Regions from separate parts of the Homo sapiens genome. Here region 2 is linked to region 1. Evidence: read pairs that join two places in POLR2A ChIA-PET (ENCODE). Cell type or tissue: MCF 10A. All regions are shown on one strand. Each heading gives the region's core, and the rest is flanking DNA. Links, peaks and the distances in the headings are about the cores only. Region 1 has its middle 2.7 kb from the start of LINC01847. Region 2 overlaps ADRA1B (adrenoceptor alpha 1B).

Region 1 (4,395 bases), core at 147-4,146:
ACTTTTACTTACATGCTATTTAAACATCTCTCTGCAGGGTCTCCTCCTCTGCCTTACTGTTCCTCTCTGACACCCTGGAGCCCTTCCCTACTACTTTATGTACTCATGAGGGATCCTGCAGGACAATAAGCTTTGATAAACTTGATAAACTCCAACATTGCTTTTTCATGTCCTAATCAAAATGCCCAACTTGTATCATATCCTCTACATGAGTGACGATTAATCAACTAAAATAATCTTATAAGATTAAAATACTCTCATGATTAATCAAATAAAATAACCTTATTTTAAAATAATAAAATAATTAAGGCACTGGCTCGTCAACATTGTTAGAAATTGCACATGTGGCCTTTTGAGTGTGTCTATGTTAATGAGTGCTCTTGCTTGCAGAGATGCAGCTGCTGCTGGGGACACCACCTGAAGCAGGGAGGGAGAAATGCCCTAACTAGCTGCTTCTTCTTGTCCCCAAAATATCATTGGCCAAACTCAGCTAGAAGCCAGCTGATGCAGGAGCCTGGGAGCTACAGCTTGCAGAGATAAGATCCCTGTGATACAGAACAGAGGTGGGAAGGGAAAGACACTATGGGAAGACAAGTGGGCCCTGGACCAGCAAACTATTATTATCCCCATTTTACAGAAAGGGACATGGAGCTCAGAGAAGGTGATGTGATTGCCTAGAGTCATGCAACTGGTGAGTATGAGTGTGGACTTTGAATCCAGGTCTGTCTGAATCATAAGCCTGAGGTCTTGCCAGTCTTGCCTGGCTCTCACTACCATCATAGAAATTTCACTTGCTTTGTCTGACTGCTTGGTCAAGAGATAGACCAAGGTCCTGAGAGGCAGTTTCATGGCTCTGAAATCTGCAATAAAACCTTCCTTGGATTCAAGATCTGGGCTTTTATAAAAAAAATTCTGGGATACATGTGCAAAACGTTCAGGTTTGTTACATAGGTATACATGTGCCGTGGTGGTTTGCTGCACCTATCAACCCATCATCTAGGTTTTAAGCCCCACATGCATTAGATATTTGTCCTAATGCTCTCCCTCCCCTTGCCCCCCACCCCCAAACAGGCCCCAGTGTGTGATGTTCCCCTCCCTATGTCCATGTGTTCTCATTGTTCAACTCCCACCTATGAGTGAGAATATGCGGTGTTTGGTTTTCTGTTCCTGTGTTAGTTTGTGGAGAATGATGGTTTCTAGCTTCATCCATGTCCCTGCAAAGGACATGAATTCATTCTTTTTTATGGCTGCATAGTATTCCATAGTGTATATGTGCCACATTTTCTTTATCCAGTCTATCATTGATAGGCATTTAGGTTTGTTCCAAGTCCTTGGTATTGTAAATAGTGCTGCAATAAACATAAGTATGCATGTGTCTTTACAGCAGAATGATTTATAATCCTTTGGGTTTATACCCAAGATCTGGGCTTTTTGAAGGGCACAGAGTTGCAGGGCTCCAGCCTCCTTCAGGAAAGAACCCACTGAGTCCGCTGCTGCAAGTGCCATCAGCAGACACTCCAGCTGTCAGCATGAGCTTGGCAGCCTCAGCTGCAGAGAGCCACCTTGCCCAGGAGAGTACCCTTCCCTGACAGCACATACCCAATCACTGATAAAGGCTCAGTCTTTTCAGCTCACTGAGGACAACTCTAATAAACATCACAGTTCAACTTCTGCCTCTGTTCAATCCTGTTTCCTCTCCCTTCCCCAAGTGCCGATCCCTAACAACAAACCCTGACTATGACAGCCTATGACAGGACTTTTCGTTGTTATTGTGCTCATCTCAGAGCCCCCTCAGTCTACACATATACTGGATGATGGTGGCAACAGGAGTGAAAGCCATGGCAATGACCATCGTGGAGGTGGTTTCACCTCCTTCCATCTCTAGACAGTGTGCAGGCCTGTCCCCAGTGGAATTTTTCTGGTTAATTTAGACAGAAAAACAAATGGAGATACCATGAAATGATGAGGCACTCCATCATTTTTTTTGATGATGATCCATTGCTTCATTCCCCCAGAATGAATCACCAAAATAGTATTTGATTGGAAGGTCAGTGGAAGTACAACCATCAGCTTTTTAACCCCACCTCTTTGTTTTTTTATGCAGAGGGCAGAAAATGTCTTCTGGACGACTTACTGTCTTGATAGTGTCTTCATACTGGAACAGAAACACAACCTAACATTCTGTAGCCCTTCTGGGCTATTGGGGTCTTCTCTCTAGAGGTAACTAGACTGGTTTCTGCCTTTCTGTAAAATATTCCCTCTGAAGATTCCCAGGATGCTTGGAGAAGTGCTCAGACCCACTGATTTCTAATACCAGCCCCTAGAGCCACAATAAAGGCCTGAAGCTTGGTGGGGCTTCCAAAAGCCATCAAGTCCACCTCTCTGCCCTTGGGAAGAACCTCCCACCACCACCAACATACACATATTTTCTTTCTTCAAAATGAAATAAATTCCTTATTTTCTTGGCTATCCCAGCTCACCACTATCCAATCAGATGACACAAGCTACTGAAGCTCTGTAGAGCTGTGGGTGGCCTCCTTCACAATTTTCTTCCCTGCCAACTAATTCCTGACCTTAACCTTCTTAGGTGTCAGTGCAGCACCTATTATTCATGACTTCATTGACATTTCTTCCAAATCCCTGAAGCTGGTGGTGACTCATTCCCTCTTGTCATCAAGGGGCATCATTGGGCTGTATACAGTACATGGCATGAAGTTCATTTTAGCTGTTCTCTGAAGTCTTGCAACAAAGGAGCTCTGAAAATTTTTAATTTGATGACCTGGAGGCAAACATGAAGATTTCCAATTTAACAGCCTGAAGAATTAAATTAAACAACCTGTGTGGGTCATGCAGGGACAAGGAGCCTGGACTTGCCCCCTTGGGGGTCAGAGTCCTCAGGTCCATGGAAAGTTGGTCTAACAAAGGTCTAAAATGTCCACAGCAGTCCAGGCCTTCCCTAGAGGGCCCCGTTTGAATTTATTCATGTACCCAAATGCAGTTTGCACGAAAAGGGTATGTCCTTGTATTTTCCATGGGATATTTTCTTTAGCTGAAAAGAACTGAACATTTATTGGGCTAAATGAGAACTGAGAATTCGTGCTCCTAGACAAAACTGGTGTCTTCACAGCACTAATTAAGTCAAACAGGATGGCAATTTCCTGGGAAATTGCATCAAAACTCCTAGCTTCATGGTCGTTTGGTGGTATAGGTCCCCTCCACCCCGATTCTTAGAGCCTGAGCCACACTGGCATTTAGATAAGAGAAGGGGGCTTTGGTAACATAATTCATGGTGGAGAAAACAACAGTGGCCTTTTCAGTAAAATCATGCACAGGACTTATACTAAGAGAAGGTTTATCCTGCAGGATAAAAGCTTGTTGGCTTGCAGATGTCCTACCTTAATGTCAGGACACAGTTATATCCTTTTATTCTCTTTTCTCCCCTCCTCTATTCCCCACTCCCACAAAACTCAAGCCCACAACCGCAGCTCCTACCCAAGAGCAAAATCTGAAATAAGTCACCGACAGCCTTAAGGACCAAGCTCAAGGAAAAATGAAACTCTGGAGTTAAACCCAAGTCACAAATATATGACCCTGAGACCATACCTAGTGCATGGATACATCAGTTTGGTTCATATACAGTATCTTACTTTAAAATTTCAACATGCATTTCTAAATTGAGAGAGTCCACTAAAACTCCAGTTTTCCAGTTTCTCCTGAAAAATAAAAATATCCAGCCACAGCTGGATAGGATTCCTGCACAGCCAGAACCAGCTGGAGCTCAATAACCAGCATCAGCCCCTTCACAAGGGGCACACCCTCTCTAATTCGCCTTCCTTGTGCCACACAAGTTCCAGTTTTGCATAGTTCTGCTCTGGTCCCTGCAGGCATCCAGGTTTGAGTCCCCTGAATTAAAGCAGGGAAAGGAGAAGAAAAAGGGAGGGTCAACTGAGAAGAGGTTTCCCTGATATATTTGTTCAGATGCTTTGGTATAGATGGAACAGCATACGTGACTAAAAGTTGCTTAAACAACAAGGGCCGGGCATGGTGGCTCACGCCCGTAATCCCAACACTTTGGGAGGCTGAGGTGGGCGGATCACTTGAGGTCAGGAGTTCGTGACCAGCCTGGCCAACATGGTAAAACCCCATCTCTACTAAAAATACAAAAATTAAGCAGAAATGGTGGTGCATACCTGTAATCCCAGCTACTCACGAGGCTGAGGCAGGAGAATCGCTTGAACTCAGGAGACAGAGGTTACAGTGAACTGAGATCACGCCACTGCACCCCAGCTGGGGGACAGAGCAAGACTCTGTCTCAAAAACAAAACAAAACAAAACAATAAGGACTTTTATTACTTCATTTTAAAAAAGTCTACAAGTTGGCATGGTTAGATTGTG
Region 2 (4,395 bases), core at 150-4,149, 92 kb after region 1:
TGTTCCTCGATTTATCCCTCCTCCCCTCACCACCCCACCCCGGAAAAAAAAGAATAAAATAATAGAAATGCTTCCCACATGTGGTTTCCCAGGGCTGCACCTACATAGCAGGAGAAATTCACTATGGATTTGGGTGGTGTGCAAGATTGAAATGACATCTAGAGATAGCACAAGAAACCGTGAGTCACATATTCAGTCAGTCCATCACTGAGCAAATATCTATTTCAGCACCTACTACGTGTGCCAGGGCCTGGGCTCTCCAGAGACAAAGTGGTTCCCTGTTCACTTCTCTTTCAATCCTTTAGGTTCCTCAGAGAGCAGTGCCTCTCAGTTTAGGGCCAAAATGTCTTCAGCACCTCTCAACCACTGCTAATCTCCCTTTTCGAGAAAGAGGGAGCAGGCCTCATTCACACCACAGTCTGGAGCTATCCAGGAGGTACAAACATTGTTTTGTTTTCATCTTATTTTCTCCACCATGATGTTTTATTTATAGTAAATGATGCAAGTTTTAAAATAGTGATAGAAAGCTTCCTTCAAAAGAATTGAGATACCAAAAACTAATTGACGCAAAGAAAAGCGCTAAGTAAATGGTGGTCCAGGTGGCAGAATGATGAATGCTTAGCAAGCTTTAGACCTGGGATGGGGGAGTCTCAACCCTTTGAGGGTTACTGATCCCCTTGAGACCATGACGACAGCTATGGACCCTAACCAAGAAAATATAGGAATGTTGCCCACAATTTTAGCAGGTTCAGGAACCACGTGGAGACCATAATTCAGCTGGTATTGGAAAGAGCAGTAGGGTAAGTCTCAATGCCCACACAGCACATAGACCTCATCCTCTTCACCACCTTCTTCATCTTGGTAGCAGTGGTACTGGTGGTAACAGCGGTGCTGGCAGTTGTAACAGTAGCAGCGCTCAAAGCAGTCATCATAGCTATACTTATTGAGTGCTTTCAATGTGCCAGGTACTTACCAAGCCTGAGCTCACCTCATCCGTACAGAAAATAATTATTACCCTCCCAATTTTCCAGGAAACCAAGCCTCACCAAACTTAAGGATCTTCTCCAAGGTCGCCCAGCTGAGAATGCCAGGGCTAGGGTTTGAACCCAGATCTACCTACCTGTGATGTCTGAGCAGGTCCTTAACCACTAAACTCCACTGCCTCAATAAATATTTGCTGAAGCAAATGAATGGCAACTTGAACAGGTCGTGGTGGCCACTCTGCCATTCACCAGTTGAGTGACCTTGAGTGAGTCACTCCCCTCACCCTCACTGGCCCTCCATTAAGGAAGGAGGCTTCCCAGGCCTGGCGAGCCATGATTCCAAGAGGCAGGGCAAGGAGCATCAGGAACATTCCATGAGCAAGGGAAGCGGAGGCAGGCTCAGGGCCAGGCTCGGGAACATGCACAGGGGGTTAGTGGCATTGTTAAAGAGCCCAGCGCAGCCCTGACTTCCAGCACAGAGTGTCCAGGCCTTCCAGGAACCCACACTTCCTGTTGTATTTACTCCCCTCACCCAGCAGCTTCACCCACCACACTCTTCTCCAGTGACAGGTCTGTTTGGCTGCCCAGGGGAAACGATCCCTGCCACACATCCTCTTACATGCCTAACAGGCTTAGCATCTTGTTACTTAACGACAGCTTCTTGGTTTCCACCAAGGCAGGCCAGTGCAGCAAACGGGACCCCCCTAATCCCAGCAGCTACTGTGCTGGCAGAGGAAGAAGGAGGAAGGAGGGGGTCGAAAAATTTGTGGCATCTGTGGCAGCCTGGCGGTCCAGTCCCTGACCCACACTGCCCCGCTGTGGTGAAAGTCTAGGGAAGCAGGCACGCCCCAGCAGGGATGGGCAAGGCTTTGGTCTCTGACTTCATGAGGGATCTGAATTTATTTATTTATTTATTTATTTTTTTGACACAGACCAGGCTGTAGAGCAATGGAGCGATCTCAGCTCACTGCAACTTCCACCTCCTGGGTTCAAGCGAGCATTTTGGCTAATTTGTGTATGTTTAGTAAAGACAGGGTTTTACCATGTTGGCGAGGCTGGTCTCAAACTCCTGACCTCAGGTAATCCGCCCTCCTTGGCCTCCCAAAGTGCTGGATTACAGGTGTGAGCCACCATACCCAGCCAGAACTCTGAATTTTAAGGCTGAAAAAGACCCAGCTCACACCACTCAATTAAAGAAAGAAAACAGGCACAAAACTGGAAAGCAGTTCACCCAAAATGATACATGTAGTAAAATAGACCCCAAATATGTTTCCTAAAATTAGATTTCCAGCCCAATCAGGGATTTACAGGGACAATAATTATTATTTAGTTAATTACTATTCATGCAGAGTTGACTGAGTGACAGACACCTGGGATCCAGAGTGCTCATAAGGACTCTACATGTTTTTACCTTGCTTAATCCTCACAACAATCAGAGAGGTCAGTACTATTATTAGCCCATCTTACTGATGAGGAACTAAGGCTTAGGGACAGTATGAAACTGGCCCAAGGTCACATGGCCAGAGCCAGGATTCTATTCCAGGGAGTCCCATTCCAATAAAAAAGGGGACTCCCTGTCAGAAGTCACTGAGGACTTGTTCAGGGTGCAAAGGAGGACAAAATAAAATGAAATGCAAATGGAACAAGAGGGCAAGATCAGTGTTCACCTACCAAACAAGTGAGGATTAAAAAGGCTGAAAGAGCCCAGAGGTGGGGAGTTGTAGGGAAAATGTCAGATTCAGGCACAGTTGATAGGTGGGTAAATTAGTACAACCAGTTCAAAAGGCAATTTGGCTGTCAGGGCTTAAATGTGGAAATGACCCAGTGATTCCTCATGTGAATTTATTGCACAGAAACACCCAAATGTGCATGAAAAAGTGAATGCATGTGGCTTTTCATCACTGCAGTCCGTAATAGCCAAAAATTGGAAATCACCTATAGAGAAGGCATTAAATAAAACTACCATCTATCCAGACAGTAGGATGTAATGCAGCCCTTGTGGGGTGGGGAGAGAAGTGAAATAGCACCACGTACTTTGACAAGGAAATATCTTTTACATACTGTAAGCAAAGAGAGCAATTTGGGGAAAGGTATGTGCAGTATGACCCCATTTTTTTAAATCTGGAAGGATTCCAAATAAAACTGTTAACTCTGATCCCTTCTGCTTAAGTGGAGTATTTTCACTCTAGACTTAACAGATTTTTTGTAATACGTATTTTTTAAATTCAGCATGTATTACTTTTGAAATAAAAAAAATATACAAATCTGGAGGGGAAAAGAAAAGAAATGAAGATATAGCTCCTTTCCAGAAGGAATTTACAATCTGGGTGATGAACTAGGATTCAGCCAGACCTGGGATGGCTTAACATGAAAAAGCAAACAATAAAATAACAAAATATGATCTGCTTGTATGAATTCTATGGGGTACAGAATAAATAAGTCCATCTGAGTTGAGTGGGGCTAATCAGAGCTGAGTTCCTGGAAGAGAATGGGTCAGGATATAAAGTATATTTAGAAAATGGTCACTATTTATTATTTTCAAGATGTCAGACTCTGTGTCAAGTATTTTACATGGATATTTTCATGTGTTCACAGTAACTCTATGACATAGATATTGTCCCCATTTTACAGATGGGAAAATTGAGGCTGAGATGGCTAATTAACTCTTCTAAAGCTGAACAGCCAATAACTCAAGAGAGGTTTCAATACGGGTCTGTGTCATCCCAAGTTCTGGGTTCCAGCCACTTGACCACACTGCCTAATCAGCCAAGGGCAAAGAATGGCCCTTGGCTTCTTCTTCTCAGAGGAATAAACAGTGTAATGAGCCCAAACCCAAAATGTGGCAGTAAATGCCCATGAGAAAAGTTGGCATCACCCCCTCACCTTTGGCTGAACACTTCTCAAGGCCATGGTCCTTGGAGGGTACATTGTAAGAAAACAGAGGCAAAAATCTAGCCCATCATTGTCCCTGACATGGTGCTTCCAGTGTGATGAACGTGAAGAACAACCAAAAAACGTATGCCGCGCAGACATAGGGGGAAAGTAAAATTTATGCCCCCTTCCTAATGCTACATGTGTTCTGTTGAATGGCCTCTTAGCTGCCATGGTGCAACACCACACCCCAAACTCATCTCTGCATTCCCACAGCTTGTCCTCATGCCTAGCACTTAGCAGGAGCTTAGTGTTTGTGGAACGGATGAATGAACGAACAAATGAATGGACATATAGCAAGTTAAATAACTATGACTATCATATACTGGTCTCTTGATCCAAAAAAATGGGACCAACAATAGTACCTTCCTCACTGGTACCTTCCGATTATAATTATTAAATAAGCTAGTGGTGTGAAGAGTTAGCACAGGACCTGCAGAGCACACACACAAGATAAATGCTGGCTATGATGAATCTTAGC

The links. ChIA-PET counts read pairs that join two places held together with the same protein. Peaks named below come from ENCODE experiments on the same cell type or tissue, not always from the same donor. Only the 100,000 strongest peaks of a DNase experiment are listed, where the experiment ranks them.
Region 2: POLR2A ChIA-PET joins it to region 1 with 5 read pairs; 1 of 35 experiments calls an interaction of 5 or more read pairs at or near these places.

Annotation. Positions count from the first base shown.
Region 1 is chr5:159,871,874-159,876,268 of GRCh38, forward strand. It overlaps a transcript of ADRA1B not described here. Among named protein-coding and RNA genes, the nearest start is that of LINC01847, 2.7 kb to the left of the region's middle. RefSeq lists an enhancer at 1,909-3,108. In MCF 10A, for the core only: no CTCF peak of the experiment used is centred there; a DNase peak (open chromatin) is centred at 2,628.
Region 2 is chr5:159,963,949-159,968,343 of GRCh38, forward strand. The region is part of intron 1 of ADRA1B (adrenoceptor alpha 1B); the gene reads left to right. Among named protein-coding and RNA genes, the nearest start is that of TTC1, 43 kb to the right of the region's middle. In MCF 10A, for the core only: a CTCF peak has its summit at 1,779; a DNase peak (open chromatin) is centred at 1,813.